Linked DNA regions of Mus musculus: region 2 is linked to region 1. Evidence: chromatin loops called from intact Hi-C (ENCODE). Cell type or tissue: left cerebral cortex. All regions are shown on one strand.

The links. A loop is a pair of places that touch in the nucleus more often than their neighbours do. Peaks named below come from ENCODE experiments on the same cell type or tissue, not always from the same donor. Only the 100,000 strongest peaks of a DNase experiment are listed, where the experiment ranks them.
Region 2: a loop joins it to region 1, with 2.4 times the contacts of the local background. A loop is called at or near these places in 2 of 42 quality-filtered maps.

What each region holds. Positions count from the first base shown.
Region 1 is chr6:60,563,085-60,565,584 of GRCm38, reverse strand. No RefSeq gene overlaps it. Among named protein-coding and RNA genes, the nearest start is that of Gm35386, 22 kb to the left of the region's middle. In left cerebral cortex, a CTCF peak has its summit at 1,122; a DNase peak (open chromatin) is centred at 1,131.
Region 2 is chr6:60,673,881-60,676,380 of GRCm38, reverse strand. No RefSeq gene overlaps it. Among named protein-coding and RNA genes, the nearest start is that of Gm35386, 88 kb to the right of the region's middle. In left cerebral cortex, no CTCF peak of the experiment used is centred here; no DNase peak of the experiment used is centred here.

The sequences.
Region 1 (2,500 bases):
ATCTTAATCCATCATTTCTAAGACTAATTATGTACAATATTAAAGTCTATATAGACCCTGACATCTGTAGACATCAGGGAACTAGAAATTAAAACTCTTTCAAATTCTCATGTTACCTTAGAGAGAAAGACCATGATTAATAAAAATGTATGACAGCGGATAATGGCAAAGATACAGGAAAAGAAAAACACTTATACAGTCATGATGGAAATCAGCATGATGTTCTGCAAAATGCTGATAGTATAGAGACCACAAGATCCAGCTGTACTACTCATGGACTCTATGTCTTACTACAGAGATCCTTGCTCATTCCTGTTCATTTCTGGACTACTCATAATAGCTAGAAAGTGGAAACCATCTAAATGTTCATCAACTGATGAGTGGATAATGAAAATGTGATAACCTCACAAAATGGAATTGCTATTTAGTTATCACAAAAAATAATAAATTATCAGAGAAATGAATAGAGTAAGAAAAAAATTACCCTGAGTGAGGGAACCCAGGCCAAAAATAACAATCATTTCCTATTTTCTCATATATGTGCTTGGATCTCTGATTTTATGTTTAAATGTGTGTGTGTGTTTCACTTAGAAAACCCACAAAGGCTCAGTTGCTAGTAAGAGAAGAGGGTGTTGATAGGGAGAGAATTTATTTAAAGAAATAAGATATAGAATTAGTATTATGGGTTATTAGGATAAAGGTCAACACAAATCAGACTTCATGGTTTTAGTGGCTTTTTCCCTCCCTCCCTCCCTCCCTCCCTCCCTTCCCTCCCTCCCTTCCCTCCCTCCCTCCCTCCCTCTCTCCCTCCCCTCCCCTCCCTCCTTCCCCTCCCCTCCCCTCCCTCCCTCCCTCCCTCCCTCCTTCCTTCCTTCCTTCCTTCCTTCCTTCCTTCCTTCCTTCCTTCCTTCCTTTCTTTGTAACTTTTGTGTTTGTTAAAGTATGTAACATGTAATGTGTGGTAGATTTTGGAGGAGTTGGAATTCAAAAAAGAGTAGGATAAAACACACTGACAATCATTTTTTTAAAAATTAAGGAGAAAAAGAATAAAATCTTTTCAAAATAAACAAGAAGTTGAGACCATCTTGGAAATAAGTGGCAGAGGCCACCTAGTGGTGGTGAAGAAACATGTCCAATTTCCCAGACTTGTGCAAGGAAGTAGCTGAAAAGATCCGCAGTGTCTGCATCACTTTCAGCAGGAAAAAAGTTTGCTACAGAGAAGTCTATTGAGCACACAGTGTTTGAGTTCCAGGAGATAGTTTGCTTTGATTTTACTATCTGCCTAGGCAATTGTAGAATTTGTCATTACAAAATAGATGGCTATAGAAAAGATGAGTAAAGTTTTCCCTTTTTAAATTTTAGAAATCACCTTTAGGTATTTTTAAAGTGACAAATACATTAAATAATTTCATAAAACAGTGTTATCATTTTTATATCATCATTGTACATATGATGGATAAGACCCTGTTAGGCACAAGAAACACACAAAAAAGAAAGACATAGCCCAAGCCCTATGTGATTGTAAATGGAAAAGTGATGTGGAATATTACTTTCTCTGTAACAGAAATAAGGATAGTGAAAACAAGAGATCATTGAGGTCACTTTTGGGGAAAATGAACATAGAAATTATTCAACAGAAGAGGCAAATTGAGTTGTGTATGTGTGCTATGTGTGGTCAGTCTGTTTAGAAGTCTATATTATTTGTGGAAGGAAGAGCTGAATTAACTTTGGAGACATGCCTTAAGTAGCTCTTAAAGCTATTTGGCAAGACTTTTGTTCCAATTCAAGTACATAGTGAATACTTGGGGCACTTGAACACTTGATCTGTAGTTGGTAATGTTGTTTGAGTATGTTTAGGTGGTGTGGTCCTGGAGGAAGAATGTCACTGGGGTAGTCTTTAAGAGTTTAAGGACTCACATTTTTAGTTCGTTGTCTCTACTTCATGCTTGTGGTTCAAGATGTGAGGTCTCAGCTTCCATGGCTGCTTCTTATTGCTGTACTTTCCCTCCATGATGAACCCTTATCCCTCTGTTAGCATAAGTTAAACAAACACTTCTTTCTATAAGTTGTTTTGATCGTGGAGTTTTACTACAATAGAAAAGCAGGCTAATACAGGTATATATATATATATATATATATATATATAACTTAGCTTTGATGGTTTTCATGGTTTTCATATGCCAATGAATATTCCTTTTACATATTCCTCTCAGATCCAAGGATGTAAACACATCAACCCCAACATAAGTACTGGAGTGGTAGGTATTTTCTAGAGTGTGGTGTGACAGTCTTTGACTTGTCACAATAACTCATAAAATATACCATAGCATTTGCTTGTCTATGCATCTTATACCACATATTCTGCAGAGGGCAACTGGCATGCTATAGAGATAGTCAGGCAGTACAGTGAGAGGATTAAATGTCAAGAAACTGAAGACTCCAACTAACAGTTGTGTGAGCTTTCAATTGCACCTGCCACCCAAGACAAATCAGAATCACT
Region 2 (2,500 bases), 110 kb before region 1:
CAGACCTGGCAGTCCTCTGTTGTATATGTGTTGGGAGTCTCATTTAAGCTGATGTGTGCCGCCTGGTTCATGATCCAGTGTCTGAGAGATCTCGGGGATCCAGGTTAATTGTGACTGCTGGTTCTCCTACAGGGTAGCCCTTCTTGGCTTCTTCCAACTTTTCCCTAATTCAACCACAGGGCTCATCAGCTTCTGTCCATTGGTTGGGTACAAATATCTGCATCTGACTCTTTCAACTGATGGGTTTTTCAGAGGGCAGTCATAACAGGCCCCTTTTTGTGAGCCTCAGTAATAGTGTCAGGTCTTGGGACCTCCCCTTGAGCTGGATCCCACTTTAAGCCTGTTGCTGGACCTCATTTTTCTCAGGCTCATCTCCATTTTTGTCCCTGTAGCTCTTTCAGACAGGAGCAATTATGGGTCAGAGTTTTTGACTGTGGTATGTCAACCCCATCCCTCACTTGATGCCCTGTCTTCTACTGGAGGAGGACGCTACAAGTTCCCACTCTGAGTGCTGGGAACTGATTCTCGGTCCTCTGAAAAAGCAGCTGGTCCTCATAACCAAAGAGCCACCTCTCCAGGCAGGCTAATATTTTACCTGGATGTTTGTACTCAGTCTCTTGAATTTCCTCTATAGACTCCTTTGTACCTTCTCTTCTTAGATGATGTATTGCTATCTTTTAGTACTAGGTAGCACTACAATATTCAGTGATTGGCATGTTAATGCTGTAAGCTCCACCCCCACCATAGTTTAGACATATAGAATGTATAAGAACTATTACATATAAACCAACTACTATGCACTGATCTGGTCTTTGTTTTGATGCCTAGTATATCACTGTGAATTTTGAGTAATAGTATTGCTGTGTCAATTTTGAACATTAGTCGTAAAAAACAATCTATCTAGGGTTGTATGCTTATAACTGGAGGACATAACACCTACAGGGTTACAGTTTTGTCTAGAGTATAAAGTCTATTCATTTATTCCTTTGCCACAGGAACAAAAATTCTCAATCTTTCTAAAGCTATGTGCTATTTAAGCTGCTTATGCTGGTCCATGAAGTTGTAAGGTTGTAAGGTAGCTCAAATAAGCTTCAGCCTGGAGATTCAATTTTTACAAGAGTCTATTAGCTTTATTATTTAACTTAATAGTAATTTGCATTAGAGCCTGGATCCTTGTAAGTATAAATCCAATTTACTTTTATAAAACATTGCAAATATAATTATAAATATAAATATAAACATGTTCCAGAAATACATAGATGTGGAAGAATGTTTATTTTCTTAATTGAATATTATATTTCTTTTGAATAAGAATTTTAAAAATTGAATATCATTTCTTTTCTTCAATGTAAACTATAGTTCAAGGATAGCTTAGGCTACATAAGACTTTGTTTCAAAAATATGCAACAAAGAAAGGAAGTGGCAGGGGTTGGGGTAGGAATATATACACAGAGGCATTCACATACTAAACTGTATCCAACCAACATCATGTTTATCCTAAAATTATCTATGACTGAACTTATAAAGGTGTTTATAGTTCCCAGTTTATTTTGCTGTTTAATTGTTTTAGGAGCTGATCAGCAGGTAAAGAAGTATTATATACAAATAGCAAGGTGCATGTGCAGAGTCAGAGGATAACCTTCTCAAATCAGTTCTTTTCTTCCATGATATGGGTCCTGGTGATCAAAGTCAGGCTGTCGAGCTCAGAGCCAAGTAACCTTTCCTATGGAGACACCTCACTGTCACAGTTTTACAGTTGCTACAGTTTTACAATTGTAGTACCAAACCCACATTTATACTTAAAATTAACTGAATTTGGCCAGAAAAATATTTTTTTCTTCAAGTTACCTATTTATAAAAGTCAGCAGTGTAACACTGATTTTGGCAATTTGTAAATCAAAAGATATGAGAGTCAGTGAGAGCAATATAAATTATTTTCTGCTCATTTATCAAATGACTTTGAGAATGCTGTATAGGTAGTTGAACTTATAGCTTTTTTTTTCTCTCATTTTTCCATTTAGGTGATATATGTCACATTTGCTTAAATATAGAATCAAATGGTTTATCAAACAAGAACATCTGAGTCTACATTTATGCTTTTGTGTGTGTGTGTGTGTGTGTGTGTGTGTGTGTGTGTGTGTGTGTGTGTGTGTATTTCAAACAGTTTTGCTGCTGTAGAGTTGAATGCAATAATAGAGGGAAATATGACCATTTACCCTTTCTCATGTCTAATTTTAGTGGTATTTTTCTGACTTTGAAGGGCTCCATTAAACATGAAAGTGGAGACACTTACATGAGATCACTCAGTACCATACCACACTCTTATTCAAATGTTATCAGTAGATTTAATGGAAGATACTGCATACCTTATTTTATTTTTGATAATCGTAACTTAAAAACGCTATAAAGTCTCTGACTTGATATCTATTAATAGGCCAGATATATGTTACCATTGTGAATGTATTTGCTCTGTGATTCTTTAAGGTTGATATGCTTTTCT